Linked DNA regions of Homo sapiens: region 2 is linked to region 1. Evidence: chromatin loops called from intact Hi-C (ENCODE). Cell type or tissue: CD14-positive monocyte. All regions are shown on one strand. Links, peaks and the distances in the headings refer to the core of each region. The heading gives the core; the rest is flanking DNA.

Region 1 (17,447 bases), core at 8,769-16,768:
CCCTGAGCAGGTGACATCAAGGGATACCTGGGACAACACCCAGGAGTAGACGGACCTGTGAGGATGGGGCTCAGAGCTGCGGCGATGAGACGTACTCCACAGTGGCTGGGGCTCTGGGAGGCTTCCTCTCCTGGCAGGGCAGCTGGCTGTATCCCCAGTTCTGGCCCCGAGGCCGGGCCTTTGCTGGCCTGTAGTGAGATCTCCCAGTCTGAGCCTGGACAGATTTCTTGACCCTTGTTATTTACATGAGACAAAGTTGGGGCTTTTCAAAAGGGACACTGCAAAGGCAGGCCGAGTGCAGCACCTCATCTCCAGGTAACTGGACCCAGCCCCGGGCAGGACAGGCAGGTGGGCGGGCTGCGGACGGAACAGCCTGCTCCTGCTCCCCACCTCTGCTTGGTGAGATTGGGCCTGGCCCTTGCTGGGCTGACGGACTGCGCACACCCTCTAGAGCCAGCTCCTGCCCTCTGCAAGGGGTGGGGAGCGTGGTGGCCAAGGTGTGCGTGGGCTCTGGAGTGGCTCTTGCATTTCCCTCTGTGTGACCTTGAGCCATGACTGAACCCCTCTGAGCCTCAGTTTCCTTACGTATAAACAAGGTAAGTAAACATGGCCTTACAGGGTGGATGTACCAGACACCGAACGGACACAGCCCAGGGCTTTGCTGGCACCGTCTCATTGAATCTCCGCAGGCCACCCTGCGAGGTGGGCATGTGGCAACCGAGCCATGGGGGAATTCCTTGGTGGTAAGTGGGTTTCAAACCTGGGCCATCAGGCTCCAGCGTGGACATTTCTTTCTTTCTTTCTTTCTTTTTTTTTTCTTTGAGACAAGAGTCTTGCTGTGTCATCCAGGCTGGAGTGCAGTGGTGCCATCTCTGCTCACTGCAACCCCCAACTCCTGGATTCAAGCGATTCTCCTGCTTTAGCCTCCCAAGTAGCCAAGATTACTGGTGTGCACCACCACACCCGGCTAATTTTGTATTTTTAGTAGAGACGGGGTTTCACCATGTTGGCCAGGCTGGTCTCGAACTCCTAACCTCAGGTGATCCACCCACCTTGGCCTCCCAAAGTGCTGGGATTACAGGCATGAGCCACTGTGCCCAGCTCAGTGTGGACATTTCTACCCACTGAGCCCAATAATGGCTGTGAATCTGTCCCACGAACGTTTACTGAGCACTTGCTCTGCCAGGCTCCAAGGAGACCCCAAGGACCATGGAGGAGGCAGATGCGGTTCCGTCCCTCATGGAGGTTTAAGGAGGACACGGGGCATGTGGGGAGCTGTGGGAATGTCGTGGACAGGGTGGAGAGCCTTCCTTGAAGGCAGGATGAGGGCTCCGGCAGCAAGGCTGGGAGGTGTGCTGGGTGTCTGGAGCTGGGGCGGTCGTTCCCTTGCTGGCTACTGGCCCCAGGCCTGGCTTCTGCCCGGACTGTGGTGGCCTGGCCATTCCTTCAGGAGTGGCTCCTGCCCTACTCCATGCAAATTCCTGGTCCCCATGTCTCAGTTGCCACTGCTGCTCCAGGCCCCAGCAGCTGTCTGCCCCCTGATGTCTGGGGGTTCCCGCAGCGAGCCTGGAGCTTGTGGCTCCTGCATGCGGCCTATGTGTCTGGCCCTGAGCTAAGTGCTTCGAAGCTTCTCTTGCCTCATCCTCACAATGGGCGCTGATGTCCTCATTTCACAGAAGGGTCTGGGGTCTCTTTCCCGCCAAAGCTCGTGCTCCTGCAGCCTCTCCACGGGGCCTGACCTGAGGGCTCGGGTGGCATGGGCTGCCGTGTGCTGCCTGTCCCCACTGTGGTGGCCTGAGAGCCCTCCTCCACTCCACTTCACTCTACCCCCTCCCCCTCCTCCTCCTCTTCCTCCTGCTCCTGCACCCATCTCTCCAGGACTGGCCCCAGACCCTGGGCTTCTCTGAGAGGCACCTCTTCCAAGGGCCCAGTTTCTTTTTGGAGGCAGGGCCGATTTGCACAAAGATGACGAAGACGCATGACAGCAATGACTCTCTGGCTGGTAGCGTGCCTCTTGGTGTGTGCAGATTGTGCTTTATGTGTCACCTCGTGGAGTCCCCACAGTGAGCCGAGAAGGTGGCATCACATTCCCAGTCAAGGGCTTTTGGTGGTGGGGCTCAGATCTTAGTGGCGTCCCAGGGCCTCCAGCTTGTCCAAGTGGGTTCAGGGTGGTGCCCAGGTTTGTCTGACACCAGGTCCTACAAAGGCCAGCATGGTGGGGTACCCGGAGCTGGGCAAGGGAAAGATTGGCTATGGCCACGTGGCTCCTTGTTCTCCCCAAGGCAGTCTGTCTCTGCGGACAGCCATCAGGCCCCAAATCCAGGCGTCATCCTTTTTATTTTTTGAGACAGGATCTTGCTCTGTCACCCAGGCTGGAGTGCAGTGGCTCGATTTCAGCTCACTGCAAACTTTGCCTCCCAGGTTCAAGTGATTCTCCTGGCTCAGCCTCCCTAGTAGCTAGGATTATAGGCCTGCACCACCACGCCTGGCTAATTTTGTATTTTTAGTAGAGACCGGGTTTCACCATGTTGGCCAGGCTGGTCTCCAACTCCTGGCCTCAAGTGATCCACCTGCCTCAGCATCCCAAAGTCCTGAGATTATAGGAGTGAGTCACCGTGCCTGGCCCAGGTGTTATCTTTTTTATTTTTATTTTTTGAGACAGAGTCTTGCTCTGTCGTCCAGGCTGGTGCAGTGGCACAATCATAGCTCACTGCAGCCTTGGCCTCGTTTACCCTCTATTGCTTGAGAGTTTACTCTCCTGGGTCCACACCTGGGACTACAGGTGTGCACCATTATGCCCAGCTAAATTTAAGAAACTTTTTTTCTGTAGAGACAGGGTTTCCCTATGTTGCCCAGGCTGGTCTCAAACTCCTGAGCACAAGTGATCCTCGTGCCTCGGCCTCTCAAAGTGCTGGGATTATTACAGGTATGAGCTACCATACCTGGTGCAGGTGTTATCCTGAATTCCTTTCTTTTCCTCTACCTCTCAAATCCAACCCATGAGCAGGTCCTATTGGGTCTCCCTCCAAATTGTAACCCAAATCTGCCCGCAGCCAGGGAGCACGGTCAGCTCTCCCAGGAGCGCTGGCCAGCAGCATCTCCTCTCTGCTCTCCTGACTCCACTCTGCCACTGTCCCTGGGCTCTACCCTGAGGTGCTTAAAGGTGATTCTACCCTGAGGTGCTTGAAGGTCACTCCCATCAGATCCCTACTTGAAGGGTGGCTCCTGACTGTGCACAGAAGGCCCCACGAGGTGATGAGCCACTGTGCCCCCGCCCCACTCGCCCACTCCCGTACTTCAGTCATGTTGCCCTCTCTCTGGTCCTCCAGAATGTCTTTTTTTTGTTTGTTTTTGAGACAGAGTCTCGCTCTGTCACCCAGGCTGGAGTGCAGTGGCGCGATCTCGGCTCACTGCAAGCTTCGCCTCCCGGGTTCACACCATTCTCCTGCCTCAGCCTCCCGAGTAGCTGGGACTACAGGCGTCCGCCACCACACCCGGCTAATTTTTTTGTATTTTTAGTAGAGACGGGGTTTCACCGTGTTAGCCAGGATGGTCTCGATCTCCTGACCTTGTGATCTGCCCGCCTTGGCCTCTCAAAGTGCTGGGATTACAGGTGTGAGCCACCATGCCCTGCCTGGTCCTCCAAAATGTCAAACTTGTTGCTGCCCCAGGGCCTTGGCACTTGCTGTTTCCTTGGCTTGCACTGCTTGAGCCCAGGCTGAGCAGAGGCACCCTCTGGTTGTTCAGGGCCCAGTTCAGATGCCACCTCCCGAGAGAGGCGTCCCAGCTTTCTTTTTTTTCTTTTTTTTTTTTGAGATGGAGTCTCGCTCTGTCCCCCAGGCTGGAGTGCAGTGGCGCGATCTCGGCTCACTACAAGCTCCGCCTTCCAGGTTCACACCATTCTCCTGCCTCAGCCTCCCGAGTAGCAGGGACTACAGGCACCCACCACCACGCCCGGTTAATTTTTTGTATTTTTAGTAGAAACGAGGTTTCACTGTGTTAGCCAGGATGGTCTTGATCTCCTGACCTCGTGATCCACCTGCCTCGGCCTCCCAAAGTGCTGGGATTACAGGCATGAGCCATTGTGCCCGGCCACACTCCAGCTTTCTCTGAGTTGCTCCTAACTTGAGCCTCCATCCGCCCTCTGTTCCAGTTGCCTTCATGAGCCCAGTTTCATCTCAAGTTTTATTATCTATGAACTTGTTCACTTGGTGATCATCTCCCTCTCAGTGGATGGTAAGCCCAGTGAGGGAGGGCACAGGCTTACTGTGGCCAACACTGGGCCCCCAGCACCAGGAGTAGGGGCTGGCCCAGACTACGTGGATGCCCAGTTACTACCTGCTGAACCATGAATGAATGAATGAATGAATGAATAAAAAAGTAAGTCCTCTGTCCCTGGTGTTATCCTAGAAGAAGCTGAACAACAGGTGCTGACCAGGGCCTTGGCTGCAAAGTTGCTCTCCCCTTACTCCAATGCAGGAGCTCTGGGGGTCCCGTGGAGGGCCCTGCGGGCAGGACAGCTTCCCAGTGTCCCAAACTCTGAGGGTTTGTGCTTCTGCAGCTCACTCCCAAGTTTGGGCAGCACCCTTGATGGAAACGGGCAGACTGCATGGACTTGGCCTCAGGCAGGTGAAGTCCGTGGGACATTCCCAAGGTTGGAGAGGCAGAGCAGCAAGGGAGAGGCTAAGTGGGAGTCACGCTGCTTTTGATAAACTAGTGATGCCAGCCGGGTGTGGTGGCTTACACCTGTAATGCCAGCACTTTGGAAGGACAAGGGGGTCCGATCACCTGAGGTCAATAGTTCGAGACCAGCCTGGCCAACATGGTGAAACCTTGTCTCTACTAAAAATACAAAAAATTAGCTGGGTGTGTTAGTGGGCACGTGTAATTCCAGCTACTTGGGAGGCTGAGGTGAGAGAATCACTTGAACCCAGGAGGCGGAGGTTGCAGTGAGCCGAGATCATGCCACTGCACTCCAGCCTGGGCAACAGAGGGAGACTCTGTCTCAAACAAACAAAACAACAAGAACAACAACAACAAAAAAACTAGTGATACCACCTGCCTTGGCAGGATAAAGGTCCCAGTGCTTGTCTTGGCACCCAAGGAGCAGTCGAGCCCCCTTTGCTGGCCTCCTTGCCTTCCTCTGGAACCTCTGCTTCAGTGACAGAGCCAGGGCTCATTCACAGCTATGTTCTCAGTGCCTGCCTGACCCACAGAAGTGTTTTGTTGTTTTTTTTTTTGAGACGGAGTCTGGCTCTGTCACCCAGGCTGGAGTGCAGTGGTGCAGTCTTGGCTCACTGAAGCCTCCACCTTCTGGGTTCAAGCGATCCTCCCACCCTAGCCTCCCAAGTAGCTGGGATTACAGGCACGCACCACCATGCCCAGTTAATTTTTATATTTTTAGTAGAGACAAGGTTTCACCATGTTGGCCAGGCTGGTCTCGAACTCCTGACCTCAGATGATCTGCCTGCCTTGGCCTCTCAAAGTGCTGGGATTACAAGCACAGTGAGCCACTGTGCCCGACCAGAAGTGGGTTCCTTCCATGCGCCATTCCCTCCAGGTGCTGGGGACAGAGGGGTGAACTGGTGAATTTCCTGCCCTTGTAAAATTTGCGTCTAGTGAGGACGATAGACAAATAAATATACAGCAAAATACTGGGCAGCGATAAAGTCTATGAAACAAGGGTAATTGTGATAGAGAAATATTATTTTGAAGGGGGTAGTGAGGGTGGCACTTGAACAGAGACCTCAGTTCGTGACAGAGATTACCCTGAAAGGAGCTGAGAGAGCATTCCCGGCAGAGGGAACAGCAAGTACCAAGGCCCTGAGGTGGGAACAGCTTTGACACTTGGGGAACAGCAAGGAGGAGGCTACAGGGCATTGAGTGATGGGGAGGGGTGGGGATGAGTGGAGAGGCAGCGGGCTGGCTCAGCAGGGCCTTGCAGAGGCCATAGTAAGGACTCTGTTTGCCTTGCTTGCCCTTCCTGTTTTCTCTCCCTTTCTCCCTCCTTTTCTCCCTCCCTCGCTTCCTTCCTTTCTTCCCCCTCCCTCTCCCCTCCCCTTCTCTCCCCTTCTCTTCTTTCCTTTCCTTCCTTCCTTTTCTACCTTCCCACTTGCCCTCCCTCCTTCTCTCTCTCTCTCTCTTTTTTTTTTTTTTGAGACAGGGTCTCACTCTGTCGCCCAGGCTGGAGTGCAGTGGTGCAATCATGGCTTACTGCAACCTTGACCTCCCAGGTCCAAGTGATCCTCCCACCTCAGCCTCCTGAGCAGCTGGGACTACAGGCATGCGCCACCACACCCAGCTAGGCTTTTATTTTTGGTAGAGACAGGGTCTCCTTATGTTGCCCAGGCTGGTCTCAAACTCCTGGGATCAAGTGATCCTCCCGCCTTTGCCTCCCAAAGTGCTGGGATGACAGGCATGAGCCGCTGCGCCCGGCCTGTGTTTTGTTCTGAGTGGAGTGGGGGCAGTGGTGTGCTCACACTGGCTTGCGAGAGCTGACTGTGCACATTCCTCTCCCTCTCCATGTTCAGCGATGTCACATGGTAGCTAGGAATTGGCCAAAATGGGAGTGTTTACACCACAGGAATTGGCAAATTCTTCAAGTGAGCTCCACCCACCAGCTGGTTTTAAACATTTACACTACTGGGAAGGTTTGAGATGGGGAGAGCTATGATTCGACTTCAACATGTTCGCATGTACGGGAGTGGAGAGGAGGAGAACGGCCAGTAGGAGGGCAAGCGCGAACACAGGAAGACCAGGGAGATCTGCAGGGAGGTTAGTGCACTAGTCCAGGAGGGAGGTGGTGTGGCTGGGCTGGGAGAGCAACAGCAATGGTACTAAGGTAGATTGTGAAGCTCTTCTTTTTTTTTTTTTTTTTTTGAGACGGAGTGTCTGTCACCAGGCTGGAGTGCAATGGCGCGATCTCGGCTCACTGCAGCCTCTGCCTCCTGGATTCAAGTGATTCTCCTGCCTCAGCCTCCCGAGGAGCTGAGATTACAGACATGCGCAACCACGCCTGGCTAATTTTTGTATTTATTAGTAGTGATGGGGGTTTCACCATGTTGGCCAGGCTGGTCATGAACTCCTGACCTCAGGTGATCCTCCTGTCTTGGCCTCCCGAAGTGCTGGAATTACAGGCGTGAGCCGCCGTGTCTGGCCTGATTGTGAATCTCTTCTGAAGGAGGATTTGCTGATGGACTGGATTTGGCTTTGTGAACAAAAAAGGAGTCACGATGCCCTGGTTTTTGGCCTGAACAACTTGCTGGATGGTGGGACGGGGCAATGGCGGGGAGAAGCAGAGGTTGTAGGTGTCTCTCCGGGGTTTGAAAGGCCCAGACAGACGAGTTCTTAGATGTCAGTATCCCAAGAGTAGAGGCCAAACATGGTGGGACCCTTGACTTGCATTCGGCACGGAGGTCCTGGCTGGAGAGAATTGTCAGTGGGTTGAAGGGACCAGGAGAAGGTGGCAGGAAGGGAGAAGGGGCCAAGGCCTGAGCCCTGGGACTCGCCGGCATTTAGAGGAAGGGAGACTGGGAACTATGAGCCGGAAGAGAGGAACTACATTGCGTCTCTCCTCCAGCTGGTATCTACATTTTTTATTTTTTCACACCAAGCACGAGAGGTGTGTGTACAAGACGCACAGTGGCGGCCTGTGGCTGTGCAGCGCCCTCTCCTCTGGCAACAGAACCTTCTTCCCAATGGAGAAGCCACGAGAAAGGGTTGAGGTGGGGCCGGTCAGCCCCCTACTCAGGGGTGGACACATGCCCAGACCTGGCCAATCACAGGGGCCCTGCTTTCCTGTGCACTGTGATTGGTTCTGGGATGAGCTTGTGACCTGGCTGTGCCAATGAGGATCATCCCCAATGCCCTCTGTTAGATCAGGTGGGAAGATGCCCTGTGCCAGGGCTGCTAAGCTGGGAAGATGCCATCCTGGGGATGCCAGTGGCAAGGCCAGGTACAGGATCTGTGGGGTGCGATACAACATGAAAATGCAGGGCCCCTTGCTCAAAAAGCAGGAAAAAGTGCCACGAAGGGTCCATAGAACGCTTCCTTCCACCATCTCTCAACTTGTCATGGCATTTTAAATTTTCTATTCAATGTCATTCTAAGTACAGAAAGGTGTACTTAGAAAGGTGTAATTATTGTAAATAATTAGCATGAATTTTACCATTCATCTTTATATTGCGTAATACCAGTTTTATTTATATTTATTTATTTATTTATTTTAAGATGGAGCCTCTCTCCCTGTCACTCAGGCTGGGGTGCAGTGGCCAATCTCGGCTCGCTGCAACCTCTGCCTCCCAAGTTCAAGCAATTCTCGTGCCTCAGCCTCCTGAGTAGCTGGGATTACAAGTGTGTGCCACCACACCTGGCTAATTTTTGTATTTTGAGTAGAGACAGGGTTTCACCACGTTGGCCAGGCTGGTATTGAACTTCTGACCTCAAGTGATCTGCCCACCTCCCAAAGTGCTGGGATTACAGGCATGAGCCACTCTGCCTGGCTGTGTAATACCAGTTATAAATATAAATACCAGAGCATTTAATTCATGTGCAGAATCGCTGAAATTGCACAATTCATATTCTGTGGCTTGTCCCTGAGTGTGCCTTGAACTGGCCAGAAAAGACAAACACAAGCCAGGCTCAGGAAGGTTATAGGGGGAGGAGAAGACCCCCTGGTTAAGGTGGTTAAGATAGTGCTTCTCCGTATGGGAGATTGCCACAAGGGTGCACACCCTCCCAGCCCCCTCCACCCCTGCTATGCCTCCCTGCGTGCTCTCTCTAGATGGGGCCTGGCAGCTGCTGGATTAACCTTCCAACCAACCACTGGGCTGATGTCCTGAGTCCTGGTACCTCCCCTTCCCACAGGCCCCCACCTCAACCTACAGCAGAGGAGTGGTCTCTAAGGACCTCAGTACCCAGATCGGGGTAGGTGAAAGGTTCACCCCACGTCTAGACACGGTCTCTGGTTGGCTGCCAGTCAGGCTGTGGTGCTGCTAATGCACAGCAGTGGCGGCTGTCACCGTGCCCTGCAAGGTGCTGCTCACGGATGCCTGAACTCAACCCTCTCTACGCCTGTGCCCAGGTCCCTGCCGAGGATGGGAGGGAGAGGCCAGGCAGAGCCAGGGCACCAGAGTGCCAGGGGGCAGGGTAGCAGGGGGACCAAGAACCTGTCTCAGGGAGGTGGGGAGGTGGCAGGAGACAGGACTGCACCTGAGTCGAAGCTTCAAACACGCTCCACTGTCTCAGACTTCACTCAACACAAACTCAACGATAAAATGATGTTGAATTTCAAGACAGCAGAGCATTAGACTCCAAGCATGGGCTCATTTGAACATGGGGCCCTGTGTGACTGCACGATCCCTGGCCAGTGGCCTTCTTGTTCTGGCCGCAGAGAAAACCTAAGAAGAGGCCAAGGAGAGGTAACGAATAAGCCCTGATGACATCATGTGAGCCTCTGGATCCAGCTACGCCTGAGCCGAAACACCCATGGACTTCCCTGTTTCTGTGCCAGGAAATAAATCCGCTCTTTGCTTCAGCCAGCTTTAGCTGAGTTTCTGAGGCCTGAACAATATGGGACCCTGAGAGGAGAGGATCCAAGGCCCAGGAATCTCGACACCCGAATCCCTTTCTTGGCTTAAAGAATCTTGGAGCTGTCCATCAACTTGGAATGTCTGCAGGTTGCCTAGAGGTCTCACTGCCCCTCCCCACATGGATCTGTCCTGTTCTGGGGCCACGTCCTTTATCTGTCTTAGGCCTGGATTTCTTTTTATGAACAAAGGGAAGCTTTATTCCCCAGTCTTCCCAGTTCTCCCCAGGCTGTTTGATGTGGGTGTTAAAGGAGACACTGGACTTCCACACTGGGGGTGTGTGTGTGTGTGTGTGTGTGTGTGTACTGGATTTCCACTCTGTGGTGTGTGTGTGTGTGTGTGTATGTGTGTGTGTGTGTGTAGTGGCCTGGAGGGTGCCAGGGAGCTGGGAGGACAGCAGGAAGGATGCATGGAATGTTTAAGAAACATCAGGAAGGCCGGGCACGGTGGCTCACACCTGTAATCCCAGCACTTTGGGAGGCCAAGATGGGCGGATTGCCTGAGGTCAGGAGTTCAAGACCAGCCTGGCCAACATGGCGAAACCCTGTCTCTACTAAAAATACAAAAATGAGCTGGGTGTGGTGGCGCAAGCCTGTAATCCCAGCTACTTGGGAGGCTGAGGCAGGAGAATCACTTGAATCTGGGAGGCGGATGTTGTGGTGAGCCAAGATTGTGCCATTGCACTCCAGCCTGGGCAATAGAGTGAGACTCTGTCTCCAAAAAAAGAAAAAGAAACATCAGGAAATAACTGGATTTGGGGGGCAGAAGGGGGAGGAGTCAGAGGCCCAGAGGTAGTGGGGAAGGGTCTGATTGGAGGAGGATAGGCAGAGCAATATCTTACTGTTTCCTCTTTAAGCCACTCCCTAGAATGGAGTCCATTCATTCATTCATTCATTCATCCATCACTTCATTCATTCATTCAATCATCAAGCATCTATCCTGAGTGAATGTTGACTGTCAGGCACAGCCAGGTCCTGAAGATAATCAGACACCTTCCTGGGGACTAATCTTTTAAAAAATATGAGTCCTAATCTATGGAAAGACAAAAAAATCCAACAAAGTTTCTAAGGCACTTCCTCCTGTCTCTTCCCCCAACTCCAGAGTAAAAAGATCTTGATTGGGTCCCGCTGGAAAAGATGCATGTTACTTTTTTTTCTTTTGAGACAGGGTTTTGCTCTGTCTCCCAGGCTGGAGTGCAGAGGCACAATCACAGCTCACTGTAGCCTAGATCTACCAGGCTCAAGTGATCCTCCAACCTCAACCTCCCTAGTAGCTGGGACTATAGGTGTGCACCAACATGCCTGGCTAATTTTTTTTTTTTTTGAGATGGAGTCTTGCACTGTCGCCTGGGTTGGAGTGCAGTGGCATGATCTCAGCTCACTGCAACCTCTGCCTCCCATGTTCAAGCGATTCTCCTGCATCAGCCTCCCAAGTAGCTGGGATTACGGGTGCCTGCCACCATGCCCATCTCATTTTTTGTATTTTTAGTAGACACGGGGTTTCGCTATATTGGCCAGTCTGGTCTCAAACCCCTGACCTTGTGATCCGCCCGCCTCGGCCTCCCAAAGTGTAATTTTTGTATTTTTTGTTGAGACGGAGTTTCACTATGTTGCGCAAGCTGGTCTTAGACTTCTGGACTCAAGGGATCCTCCAGCCTCGGCCTCCCAAAGTGCTGGGATTACAGGTGTGAGCCACTACGCCTGGCCTGTTAAGTCATAATTTTGTTCAACAGGAGAGTCAGTAGGAAAACTGTCATGCATTTTGCAATGAAAAGTTATCTGGGCAGAGCTGACCAGTGCCAATATTGCAGCTCTCATTTACTGGGCACTCACTGTATGTCAGACTCTGAGCTGTAGCAGCCTTACTGCACAGGCAGGTGCCCCCATGCATGTCTTCATTTTGCAGACAAGGGACTGGAGGCTCAGGGAGGTGAAGGAAAGAGCTTATTGTCACCTAGAAAGCAGCAGAGCTGGCCAGGCGTGGTGGCTTACCCCTGTAATCCCAGCAGTTTGGGACGCCGAGGCGGGTGGATCACCTGAGGTCGGGAGTTTGAGACCAGCCTGACCAACATGCAGAAACCCCGTCTCTACTAAAAATACAAAATTAGCCGGGTGTGGTGGCGCATGCCTGTAATCCCAGCTACTCGGGACTCAGGAGGCTCAGGCAGTAGAATTGCTTGAACCTGGGAGGCGGAGGTTTCGGTGAGCTGAGATCCTGGGCAACAAGAGCAAAACTGTGTCTCAAAAAAAAAAAAAAGAAAAAAAAAAGCAGCAGAGCATGGTTTGTCTTGAGCTCTATGTGGCTTTGGAGGCTGAGCTTGGAACTGCCAGCCTGGGCTTTGGACGGGCACCCTGGGTAGGGGTGGTCCTGGGTAGAGATGGCCCTGGGAATCCCTCCGGTGCTTGGCCTTGTGCCTGGTGGTCCACAGTCTCACAGTCACTCATCTGATATTTAACAACTTACAATGAGGAGTGCTCCACAAGGAACCCTCACATAGCTTGGGATGCTCTCCCATGTTCCGTCTTTGCTGAGGGTCCCTTGGATGGGTGTGTTTGTGGGGCATAGTCTCTGGGGGAAGAGGGGCAGATCCTGGATTGGTCTGGAGCCCCAGCTGGCCCCGCACAACTAGGAAAACTGGTTGGGGCGGCTGACTCAGGGTGTGTTTATACTGGCGTACTCCCCGCCCCCTCCCTCCCTCAGGCACCCTCCCCTCCCGTCCCTGACCCGGGAGAGGAAGGAAGTTCCTATAACGTTCATAGTTGCCACTAGTTCTGCGTGTTGTGCATTGGGCACGGAGCAGGAAGACCTTCACAGGTTGTAACTGGTCCCAGCTTCCTTTGAGGAGACTGAGTCTCAGAAAAGTCAGGCTGCTCCCTCGATCCTACAGGGGCAAAGCTGGGATTGGAATCCAGCTCTGACTGATGCCCCGGATGGAACTCTCATCCACTGTGATTAGAATACAATCTGAGCACCTCCTGCTTTTCTTTCTGGCCCCATCTCCTGCCTCTCCCACTTGCCCTCTCTCTCAGCCAGTTCTATGAACATGCTAAATTTATTCATTTTCTTTTTTTTCTCTCTCTCTCCTTTCTTTTCTTCTTCTTTTTTTTTTTTTTTTTTTTTTGCCGGAGTTTCGTTCTTCTTGCCCTGGCTAGAGTGCAATGGTGTGATCTTGGCTCACTGCAACCTCCGCCTCCCGGGTTCAAGCGATTCTCCTCTGTCAGTCCCCCAAGTGGCTGGGATTACAGGTGCACACACCAGCATGCCCAGCCAATTTTTGTATTTTTAGTAGAGACAGGGTTTCGCCATGCTGGCCAGGCTGGTCTCACCCTGACTTCAGGTGATCTGCTCGCCTTGGCCTCCCAAAGTGCTGGGATTAAGGCGTGGGCCACCGCGCCTGGCCTCATGTGTTTAGTCTTCACCTTTTCCGTTCCTTCTGCCTGGAATGCTCCTCCACCGTTGTTTGTCCAGCTGCTATGGTAGAGACTTCTAGCGCTCATCCATGTGTACTCGCCTTTCCTTCCCAGTTACCCAAGAAAACTGCTTTTCCCAGCCCCCTTGCAGTTAGATGAGGGCCTGGGACTCATTCTGGCCAATGTGCTCTGAGTGTGAGTGAGGAGAATCACTTCCAGGCTGAGGCCATGAAGAGCCCTTGCAGGACTCCCCAGCTCTCATTCTGTGCCACGGTGGAGATTCTGGAAGCCTTGTGTTGAGATAGACGCAGGCTGAATTGCTGAGTCACCGTATGGAGGGCAGCAGCCTAGGAGACCTGGCAGTCTGACTCAGACTTTGCATGGTCAAGAAACAAATCCTTTCTACCTGCTGGAGATCTTAAAAGAGAAAGAAATCCTTGTGTTAAATCTTTGAGATGCAGGGATTAATTTGTTACTGCAGCATAGCCTGTCGTATACTAATAGAGCTGATCTGTTCAGGTGTCAGTTGAAATATCACCTTCTCTGATCAAAATATCTAAACTGGTGCCACCCCCACCCCCTCCCCCTCCAACCAGTCCTTTCTTTTTTTTTGAGACTTTTTTTTTTTGAGTCTCGTTCTGTCATCCAGGCTGGGGTGCAATGGTGCTGTGATCTTGGCTCACTCCAGCAGCTGCTTCCTAGGTGCAAGTGATTCTCCTGTCTCACTTTCCGAGTAGCTGGGATTACAGGCACGCGCCTCCACGCTAGGCTAATTTTTGTATGTTTGGTAGAGACGGGGTTTCACCATGTTGGCCAGGCCGGTCTTAAACTCCTGGCCTCAACTGATCAGCTCACCTCGGCCTCCCAAAGTGCTGGGATTACAGGCATGAGCCACGGGCCCTTACCAATTTTTCTAGCACTGTGTTTATTTTCCTGAAACACTTATCTACTTGTTTGTTGCCTTGTGTATTGTCTGCACACCTCCCCCCACCACTAGAATGTAAGCTCTATGAGGGGAGGGCCCTTCGTTTGTCTTGTTCATGGCTGCATCCTTGGTGCCTAGCACAGTGCCTGGCATATATAGGTACTCAATAAATATTTGAATGGGTGAATGTGTGTATATTTATTTTTTGAGACAAGGTCTCACTGTCACTAAGGCTGGAGCGCAGTGGTGCAATCATGGCTCACTGCAGCCTCGACCTCCTGGGCTCAAGCCATCCTTTTGCCTCAGCCTCCCAAGTAGCTGGGACTACAGGCGGGCACCACCATGCCTGGCTAATTTATTTTTTGTAGATGCAGGGTCTCACCATGTTGCCCAGACTGGTCTCGAACTCCTGGGCTCAAGCTAGCCTCCTGCCTCGGCTTCCCAAAGTGCTGGGATTACAGGTGTAAGCCACCGGGCCTTGCCTGAATGCATTTACTGAATGAATGAAACAGGCAGATAACCACACTCACAGGTAGACATGGAATTTGATATTGGTACCTGTGTTTTTCTTTTTTATTGGAGTAAATATATTTACTGATATCCACTTTATATCTAGTTCAGTTACACAATCTGTAAATATAGGTGGCACAGTGGCTCACGCCTGTAATCCCAGCACTTTGGGAGGCCGAGGCTAGTGAGGTCAGGAGTTTGAGACCAGCCTAGCCAACATGGTGAAAACCCCGTCTCTACTAATATAAAAAAATTAACAAGGCGTGGTGGCACACGCCTGTAATCGCAGCTACTCGGGAGGCTGAGGCAGGAGAATTGCTTAAACCTGGGAGGTGGAGGTTGCAGTGAGCCGAGATTGCACCACTGCACTCCAGCCTGGGTGACAAGAACTAAACTCTGTCTCAAAAAAAAAAAAAAAAAAAAAAAAATATATATATATATATATATATATGTGCATTTTTTCTTTTGGATATCACCATGGTCCTTCTACCTGTGTTTTTCTTTTCTTTTTTTTTTTTCTGAGACGGAGTCTCACTCTGTCACCCAGGCTGGAATGCAGTGGCAAGATCTTGGCTCACTGCAACCTCCATCTCCCGGGTTCAAGCGATTATCCTGCCTCAGCCTCCCAAGTGGCTGGGATTACAGGCACCTGCCACTACGTTCAGCTAATTTTTTGTATTTTTAGTAGAGACGGGGTTTCACCATGTTGACCAGGCTGGTCTCAAACCCCTGACCTTGTGATTCACCTGCCTCGGCCTCCCAAAGTGCTGGGATTACAGGTGTGAGCCACCGCGCCCAGCCTCTACCTGTGTTTTTCTTACTCGGATGGGACACAAAGCCTCAGATCATCAGAAAGCTGGAAGCAATGGTTTCTTTTCTGACTCTTGGAATATCAGAGCTGGCTTAGAACCTTCTGTCTTCTCACTCTGTCTTTACAGATGAGGGAATATGGGCCCCTTAGGGAAGTGACTCATCCCAGGGCCCAATTTAAGTCTGTGGCTGAGCCAGAACCTGTGTCTGGGTCTCTGTACTCCTGGTCCAGTGCTCTGTCCACTGAGCTTTGCCTCTTCCTCTTTAGTTTCAGCCCAAGTTCTGAAAATATTTCCTGAGTATGTTTGCCTCTTCCTGCCCACCTTGCCGCGTAATCCTGTGACTCTGAGCAAGTCAGTGGCGATTGATGGCTGGGACTGGGTGGGGCTGAGACAGCGGTCAGAGATGAGAGAGGAGAAGGAACGAGACTCCCTCCGCAGTGCTCCTCAACCATGTCCTGGAGCTGAGCTTGTTGTTTTGTCTCACACCTCTTAAAAAAAAAACCAGAGGACAGGAGTGTGGATTCCCGTTGACCAAGGCTGTCAGGTAGAGGAGTGTTTCTCAGGGGTTGAGCCTTCCCCCAGCCAGACTGGACCTAGCTGCTCCCTCCTCTCTGCTCCATAGAACACTGGACATCGATTGTAGCACCTGTCATGTCACATTTTTCTCTGGCGTACTGTTCGTTTTTCTTGTAAATACAAAGGTGATACATGCTTATTGTAGAAAATTTGGAAAATATAGACATGTATGAATGATAAAATAAAGGTCTCCTGTAATTGCCCACCTAGTAATAACCATTTCAGCATTTTTGAACTTGTATTCAGTCTTTTTTCCTCTAAACGTATGAATAGCTAAGGCCACCTGTACCCAAGATGTCCCTAGGCCCTACCAGCGGGGGACATCCCGGTGGCCATGTTAATGTTTCCTGCGGCCACTCCAGCCCTATCCTGCTGGCTAGCATCTTGGCCTGCCCTGAAGCCTTTGCAGTTGTATCTGGGAGTCCCTTGAGGAGCCACATGTGAGATCCCAGCCAGGTTCTGCTTCTGTCTCCCTGCAGCTATCCCTGCCCTAAGTCCCCTGAGGGTGGTCCCTGTTGCTGCCCTGGCCACGGAGCCTGCTGGAAAAATCCAGCCCCCTTGTTCGGCCTCCCCTCCCCTGATGATTCCTGAGTGACAAAACTGGGAGGCACCCGATGGCCCTGGAGCCTCTTCATCCTGGCCAGGAGCAGGGAGGGTGTTCCCCTTCCAGCGCTGCGTTGACCGCGTTGTCGCCCAGGTTCTGAAGCAGCCATGCCTGTGCTCCGAGTTCCACTGGGAGACACCTCCCTTAGCTCAGCTTGCAGCCCCTCTCTCTGAAGGACATCTTGGGTCTGCCAGCCGGTACCGACCACCCTCCTTTTCTGAGAAGCTTCTGTGAGCTTCCAGTGGGCGCTAGCTACTAACCACCCCTCATGTCCTGGCTGTACACTTAGGACATTACAGCCTTTCCCTGGGATTTTCTTTTCTTTCTTTTTTTTTTTTTTGAAATGGAGTGTTGCTCTGTGGCCCAGGCTAGAGTGCAGCGGCACAATCTTGGCTCACTGCAACCTCCGTCTCCTGGGGTCAAGTGATTCTCCAGCCTCAGCCTCCCGAGTAGCTGGGATTACAGGTGCATGCCATCACACCCGGCTAATTTTTGTAATTTTAGTAGAGAAGAGGTTTCACCGTGTTGGCCAGTCTGGTCTCAAACTCCTGACCTCAGGTGATCCACTGCCTCCGTCTCCCAAAGTGCCGGGATTACAGGCGTGAGCCACCACGCCCTGACCAATGCTTTTGTTTTCCCTGGGATTTTCTGAGTCGAAAATAAGAGAAGAAGGCAGTTCCTCTTGGGTGGCAAAGCTTTGAGAATTGGAGGCCAGGAGCTGCCACCTGTGGCTACAGTGGGAAGCTTGAGTTCAAAGAATAAAGTCACAGGAGATGGAGAGATAGCATCTTGGAAAAGATCTGTGCCTGGATCCTGCTGTGCCTGAAGCCAGCTGTGCCCCTGCCCACTGCACAGTTCTTGCCTTGAGCCAAGAAATCCCACCTTTTGCCCAGGCTGATGCCAGTGGTGCTGCTGTCCCCTACCACAAGTGAGTCTTCAGGAAACAGGGCTCTGCCTTGGATGAGGTGGGTACAGACACCACTGTGCTGTGTGTCTCTTCATCCCTGTCCCTGGAAACTGCAG
Region 2 (8,000 bases), core at 1-8,000, 130 kb after region 1:
ACTGCATACTTGTCAGACCGAGTCCTGGATTCCAGGGCCTGTGGAAAGGTGTGAGGAAGACCCAGCCTGGTGGGAGGGGGGCCCCCAGCACCTACTCTCTGCCCCTCCTGCCTCACCCCTGCTTCACCGAAGTCCTGCCCCGGGAGGTGGCACAGGAACAGAGGTGTGAGTGAAGTCAGGGAGCTGGTCTTGAGAAGATCTGGGACACAGCTTCCGTTGGTATCCTATTGAATCAAAATGCCGGCCCCCTGGGCTTGCAGTTTGCTTGTGTGTCTCTTTCCATCCGTTCACTCTCAGTCTATCTGTGTTTCTGTATGTAAGTGAGGTGGCTCATGCCTGTAATCCCAGCACTTTGGGAGGCTGAGGATCACTTGAGGTCAGGAGTTCGAGACCACACTGGTTAACATGGTGAAACCCCATCTCTGCTAAAAATACAAAAATTAGCCGGGTGTGGTGGTGCACGCCTGTAATCCCAGCTACTCAGGAGGCTGAGGAGGGAGGATTGCTTGAACCCAGGAGGTGGAGGTTGCGGAGAGTTGGGAATGCCCCACTGCCTGGGTGACACAGTGAGACCCTGTCTTAAATAAATAAATAAATAAAGTGCAAGTCCGCATTTGGTATCTCTGTATCTCCTTTCCTACCCTCTTTGCATTATTATTATTATTATTTAACGATTGCTTAAATGATTGTAAGACATACCCCTAAGCTTCCACAGTTAACTTAGAGTTAACATGGGACCACTTTGCATCAAATGTGGGAGCCTGCAACAGCACAGACCCATCGGCTGCTCCCATGTGTCCCTCACACCACCGTTGTCGTGTATATAATTCCTGCTTTAGATAATCCTATCTATGTTACAGAAATTAAGAGAAAAAAATGACCTTTTCTTTTTACCCAGGTATTTGTCATTTCCAATGCTCTTCCTGAAGATTTTTTTTTTTTTTTTTTTTTTTTTTTTTTTTTGAGACAGAGTCTTGCTCTGTCCCTCAGGCTGGAGTCCAGTGGTGTGATCTCGGCTCACTGCAACCTCTGCCTCTCAGGTTCAAGCGATTCTCCTGCCTCAGCCTCCCGAGTAGCTGGGATTACAGGTGTCCGCCACCACTCCCTGGTAATTTTTTGTATTTTTACTAGAGACAGGGTTTCATTATGTGGGCCAGGCTGGTCTCGAACTCCTGACCTCAGGTGATCCGCCCGCCTCAGCCTCCCAAAGAGCTGGGATTACAGGCTTGAGCCACTGCACTTGGCCTACTTTACATGTATTCTTAAAGGATATTTTTGCTGGATATATAATTATTGGATTGAAGTATTTTTTCTTCCTCTTTATTTATAATATTTATTTTAATTTTTTAAAGAGATGGCATCTCACTATGTTGCCCAGGCTGGTCTCAAACTCCCGACCTTAAGTGATCCTCCTGCCTCAGCCTCCCAAAGTGCTGGGATTAAAGGTATGAACCACCATGTCCAGCCTCTTCTTCTTTTAAAGAAAATTCTTGGCCGGGCGTGGTGGTGCATGCCTGTAATCCTGGCTACTTGGGAGGCTGAAACAGGAGAATCGCTTGAACCTGGGAGGCGGAGGTTGCAGTGAGTCAAGCCTGCGACACTGCACTCCAGCCTGGGCAACGGAGTGAGACTCTGTGTCAAAGAAAAAAAATCTTATTTTGAAATAATTATAGATTTAGAGAAAGTTCCAAAAACAATACAGGGAGCTCTGGGCACCCTCAGCTAGTCTCCCCCCAGTGGTACAGCTTACATAATAGTATAATATCAAAACCAGGAAATTGACATTGGTACGACGTGTGTATAATGCCATGCTATTTTCTCACCCGTATAGAATTGTGTAGCTACTGTGGCAATCAAGATGCAGAGCTACCCCATTGCCACAAGACCTCCCCAATTGCCCCTCTGTAGTCACACCTGCCCCCTGCCCCCCACCCGACCTGTGGCCTAGCATGCACTCATCTGTTCCGTATGATTTGGTCTTTTCCATGAAGTTATGTAAATGAAAACACACAATGTGTGATATTTTCAGAATGGCTTTTTTCTTTTTTTTTCTTGAGACAGAGTCTCGCTCTGTCTCCCAGGCTGGAGTGCAGCAGCATGATCACAGCTCACTGCAGCCTCCAACTTTCTGGCTCAAGCAATCCTCCTGCCACAGCCTCCTGAGTAGCTGGGACTACAGGCTTGCACCACCATGCCCAGCTAATATTTTTTCTTTCTTTCTTTTCTTAAATCCAAATACTTCTGAATACTTTTAATTTTTTTTAGAGATGTTGTCTCACTATGTTGCCCAGGCTGGTCTCAAATTTCTTGGCTCAAGCCATCCCCCTGCCTCAGCCTCCCAAAGTGTTGGGATTACAGGCATGAGCTACCACACCTAGCTAGAATAGCTTTTTTACTCAGGGTAATGCCATTGAGATCCATCCAAGTTGCTGTGTGTGCTCCTGTTTTTTTTTTACCTTGAGATGGAGTCTCGCTTTGTTGCCCAGGCTGGAGTGCAGTGGTGTGATCTTGGCTCACTGCAACCTCCACCTCCCAGGTTCAATTGATTCTCTTGCCTCAGTCTTCCAAGTAGCTGGGTCTACAGGTGCGTGCCACCATGCCCGGCTAATTTTTTTTTTGTATATTTAGTAGAGATGGGGTTTCACCATGTTAGCCAGGATGGTCTCGATCTCCTGACCTCGTGATCTGCCTGCCTAGGCCTCCCAAGTGTGTTCCTTTTTATTGCTGAGTAACATTCTGCAGTTTGTTTAACCGTTTACCTACTGAAGGGCATTTTGGTTGTCTTCCAGTTTTTTGGTTCTAACACATGTGGATGTAACTTTTCCTTTCTTTGGGGTAAATGCCCAGGAGCATGATTGCTGGGTTATATGATAAGTGTATTTTTTTTTTAAGACAGGGTTTCATTCTTGTTGCTCAGGCTGGCGTGCAATGGCGTGATCTCGGCTCACTGCAACCTCTGCCTCCCAGGTTCAAGAGATTCTCCTGTCTCAGCCTCCGGAGTAGCTGGGATTACAGGTATGTGCCACCATGCTCAGCTAATTTTTGTATTTTTAGTAGAGACAGGGTTTCACCATGTTGGCCAGGCTGATCTCAAACTCCTGATCTCAAGTGATCCACCCACTTCAGCCTCTCAAAGTGCTGGGATTACAGGTGTGAGCCACCGCACCTGGCCATGGGACTTCTTACTTCTTCGTTTCTGACCTGTTTGCCTTTTATTTCCTTTTCTTGCCTTACTGCTCTGGCTAGGATTTCCAGCATTAAACTTAGATTGTGAGAGCGGACCTCTTTACCTTGTTTCCAATCTTAGGAAGAAGGCTTTTGGCCTTTCACCATTCAATATAATGTTAATGACCAAATTTTTTGTGGCAGGTGGTAGATATTCTTTATCAAGTGGAGGAAGCTCCCCTCGGTTCCTAGTTTTCTTAGAATGTTTTCATGAATGGCTATTAAATTTCATTAGATGTTTTCTCTGCATCAATTAATATGAGCATACGATTTTTGTTCTTTAACCTGTTACCTGGTGGATTATATTGATTGATTTTCAAATATCAAACCATTCTACACCCCTAGAATAAACCCCACTTGGTCACAATGTAGAATTCTTTTTTTTTTTAAGACAGGATATTGTTCTGTTGCCCAGGCTGGAGTGCAGTGGTTTGATCATGGGTCATTGCAGCCTCAACCTCCTGGGCTCAATTGATCCTCCCATCTCAGCCTCCTGAGTTGCTCAGACTACAAGCACATGCCACCACACCCAGCTAAGTGTTGTATTTTTTTGTAGAGACAGAATTTTGCCATGTTGCTCAGGCTTGTCTCAAACTCCTGGGCTCAAGCGATCCACCCTCTCAGTCTCCCAAAGTGCTGGGCTTATAGGCATGAGCCACAGTACCCCACCCAAATTCTTTTTATATATTGCTGAATTCTGTTTGCCAATATTTTCTTAAGGATTTTGGCATCTATATTCATTGGGTATATTGGTTTGTGGTTTTCTCTTTTTTTGAGCTGTTTTTGGTTTTGATACCAGGGTAATATAGCTCTCATAAAATGAGTTGGGAAGTGTCCCCTTCTTTTTTCACAAATTCAATTTCTTTAAAAGTATTCATGTGATTTATTTCACAGTGGGTAAGTGGTAATAGTTTGTGCTTTTTAAGGAATTGCCCATTTTATCTAAGTTGTCAATTTTATGTGTAGAGTTTCCATAATATCCCCTTATTATATCTTCCTGAAGTCTTTAGGGTCTATAGAGCTGTCCCCTGCTCAATTCCTGATATTGGTAATTTGTGTCTTTCTCTTCTTTTTTCTTTGTCAGTCTTGCTAGTGGCTTCTCAATTTTATTGATCTTTTTAAAGAACCAGCCCTTTGTTTCATTGATTTTTTTCTATTATTTCTTATTTAAATTTTACTGATTTTTGCTCTTATACTTATTTCCTTCTGTTCATTTTGGTTTTATTTTGCTCTTTTTTTCATTTTCTTAAGGTGGGAGGTTGGAGAAATGACTTAGATTTTCTCTATTTCTAATATAAACATGTAGTGCTACAAATTTTCCTCTGAGTGCTGCTTTGGCTTCATCCCATAACATTTGATATGTTGTGTTTTTGTGTTCATTCAGTTCCATGTGTTTTTTTTTTTTCAATTTCCTTAGAGACTTCTTTGACTCATAAATTATTTAGAAGCATATTCTTTAGTTTTCAACAGTTTAGAGATGATCCTGTTACTTTCCCATTATCTACTTTGGCTTCTACTTCAATTCTATTATGGTCAGAGAATACACTCTGCATGATTTCAATTCTTTTCCTTTTTTTTTTTTATTATACTGTAAGTTCTGGGTTACATGTGCAGAACATGCAATTTTGTTACATAGGTATACACGTGCCATGGTGGTTTGCTGCACCCATCAACCCATCACCTACATTGTTTATTCTCCTAATGTTATCCCTCCCCTAGCTCCCCACCCCCCACAGGCCCTGGTGTGTGATGTTCCCCTACCTGTGTCCATGTGTTCTCATTGTTCAGCTCCCACTTGTGAGTGAGAACATGCGGCATTTGGTTTTCTGATCTTGTGATAGTTTGCTGAGAATGATGGTTTCCAGCTTCATCCATGTCCCTGCAAAGGACATGAACTCATCCTTTTTTATGGCTGCATAGTATTCCATGGTGTATATGTGCCACGTTTTCTTAATCCAGTCTATCATTGATGGGCATTTGGGTTGGTTCCAAGTCTTTGCTACTGTGAATAGTGCCACAATAAACATACGTGTGCATGTGTCTTTATCATAGAATGATTTGTAATCCTTTGGGTATATGCCCAGTAATGGGATTGCTGGGTCAAATGGTATTTCTAGTTCTGGATCCTTGAGGAATTGCCACACTGTCTTCCACAATGACTGAACTAATTTACACTCCCACCAACAGTGTAAAAGTGTTCCTATTTTTCCACAACCTCTCCAGCACCTGTTGTTTCCTGACTTTTTAATGGTTGCCATTCTAACTGGTGTGAGATGGTATCTCATTGTGGCTTTGATTTGCATTTCTCTAATTAGCAGTGATGATGAGCATTTTTTCTTATTTCTGTTGGCTGCATAAATGTCTTCTTTTGAGAAATGTCTGTTGGTATCCTTTGCTCATTTTTTTGATGGGGTTGTTTGTTTTTTTCTTGTAAATTTGTTTAAGTTCTTTGTAGATTCTGGATATTAGCCCTTTGTCAGATGGATAGATTGCAAAATTTTTCTCCCATTCTGTAGGTTGCCTATTCACTCTGATGATAGTTTCTTTTGCTGTGTAGAAGCTCTTTAGTTTAATTAGATCCCATTTGTCAATTTTGACTTTTGTTGCCATTGCTTTTGGTGTTTTAGACATGAAGTCTTTGCCCATGCCTATGTTCTGAATGGTATTGCCCAGGTTTTCTTCTAGGATTTTCATGGTCCTAGGTCTTACGTTTAAGTCTTTGATCCATCTTGAGTTGATTTTTGTATAAGGTGTAATGAAGGGGTCCAGTTTCAGTTTTCTGCGTATGGCTAGCCAGTTTTCCCAACACCATTTATTAAATAGGGAATCTTTTCCCCATTGCTTGTGTGTGTCAGATTTGTCAAAGATCAGATGGTGGTAGATGTGTGGTGTTATTTCTGAGGCCTCTGTTCTGTTTCATTGGTCTATATCTCTGTTTTGGTACCAGTACCATGCTGTTTTGGTTACTGTAGCCTTGTAGTATAATTTGAAGTCAGGTAGCGTGATGCCTCCGGCTTTGTTCTTCTTGCCCAGGATTGTCTTGGCTATGTGGGTTCTTTTTTGGTTCCATATGAAGTTTAAAGTAGTTTTTCCAATTCCATGAAGAAAGTCAGTGGTAGCTTGATGGGGATAGCATTGAATCTATAAATTACTTTGGGCAGTATGGCCATTTTCACGATATTGATTCTTCCTATCCATGAACAAGGAATGTTTTTCCATTTGTTTTTGTCCTCTCTTATTTCCTTGAGCAGGGGTTTGTAGTTCTCCTTGAAGAGGTCCTACACATCCCTTGTAAGTTGTATTCCTAGGTGTTTTATTCTCTTAGTAGCAATCGTGAATGGGAGTTCACTCATGATTTGGATCTCTGTTTGTCTGTTATTGGTGTATAGGAATGTTTGTGATTTTTGCACATTGATTTTGTATGCTGAGACTTTGCTGAAGTTGCTTATCAGCTTAAGGCGATTTTGGGCTGAGACAACGGGGTTTTCTAAATATACAATCATGTCATCTGCAAACAGAGACAATTTGACTTCCTCTCTTCCCATTTGAGTACCCTTTATTTCTTTCTCTTGCCTGATTGCCTTGGCCAAAACTTCCAATACTATGTTGAATAGGAGTGGTGAGAGAGGGCATCCTTGTCTTGTGCCGGTTTTCAAAGGGAATGCTTCCAGTTTTTGCCCATTCAGTATGATATTGGCTGTGGGTTTGTCATAAATAGCTCTTATTGTTTTGAGACACGTTCCATCGATACCTAGTTTATTGAGAGTTTTTAGCATGAAGGGCTGTAGAATTTTGATGAAGGCGTTTTCTGCATCTGTTGAGATAATCATGTGGTTTTTGTCCTTGCTTCTGTTTATGTGATGGATTACGTTTATTGATTTGCGTATGTTGAACCAGCCTTGCATCCCAGGGAGATTTCAATTCTTTTAAATGTGTTGAGATTTGTTTTAGTGCAGAACATGGCCTATTTTAGTAAATGTTCTGTGAGCACTTGAAGAGAATGTATATTCTGTTGTTGGATAGTGTTCTGTAAATGCTGACTAGATTAGTTTGGTTGGTGGTGTTAAATTCATCTATATTTCTGCTGATTATCTGTCTAGTTGTTCTATCAGTTGTTGAGAGAGGGGTGTTGTCTTCAACTATAATTATAGATTTGTCTATTTCTCCTTTCATCCATCAGCTTTTTCCATTCCATCAGTTTTTTCTTCATGTAATTTGAAGTTCTGTTGTTTGATACATATATATACATTAGAAGTACTATGTCTTCTTAATGTGTTGCCCCTTCTATCAGTATGTGATATCCTTCTTTGGTAATTTTCTTTGCTCTGAAGCCAACTTTATCAAATATTAATATAGCCACTTCTGTTTTCTTTTGGTTAATTTTTGCATGGCATATCTTATTTCATCCTTTTACTTAAAATCAACCTATAATGTTATATTTGAAGTGAATTTTTCACAAAGAGTTATATTTGGGCCACTAAAAAAATCCACTCTGCCAATATCTGTATTTTAATTGGTGTATTGAGGCCATTTGCATTTAATGTAACTATTGATGTGTTAGGGCTTAAGTCTGCCATTTTATTTTTTGTTTTATGTTTGTTCCCTCTGTTTTCAGTTTCTCTTTTCTCCCCTGCCTTCCTGTAGATTACGTAAACATTTCTTAGATTTCCATTTTTATTTAGCTCTAGTATATCTCTTTGTATAATATTTTTAGTGTTTGCTTTAGGTATTGCACTATACACACGTAAGTTTTTATTTATTTATTTTAGAGTCTT

The links. A loop is a pair of places that touch in the nucleus more often than their neighbours do. Peaks named below come from ENCODE experiments on the same cell type or tissue, not always from the same donor. Only the 100,000 strongest peaks of a DNase experiment are listed, where the experiment ranks them.
Region 2: a loop joins it to region 1, with 2.0 times the contacts of the local background. A loop is called at or near these places in 2 of 110 quality-filtered maps.

What each region holds. Positions count from the first base shown.
Region 1 is chr9:129,154,916-129,172,362 of GRCh38, forward strand. No RefSeq gene overlaps it. Among named protein-coding and RNA genes, the nearest start is that of IER5L, 15 kb to the right of the region's middle. RefSeq lists an enhancer at 12,382-13,371. In CD14-positive monocyte, for the core only: no CTCF peak of the experiment used is centred there; DNase peaks (open chromatin) are centred at 9,466, 12,296, 13,326 and 15,466; H3K4me3 peaks cover 1,485 bases; H3K27ac peaks cover 1,662 bases.
Region 2 is chr9:129,291,307-129,299,306 of GRCh38, forward strand. LOC107987133 (a long non-coding RNA gene) reads left to right here and starts at 2,975. Exons shown (of 3, transcript XR_001746956.1): 1 at 2,975-3,015. In CD14-positive monocyte, for the core only: no CTCF peak of the experiment used is centred there; no DNase peak of the experiment used is centred there; H3K27me3 peaks cover 116 bases.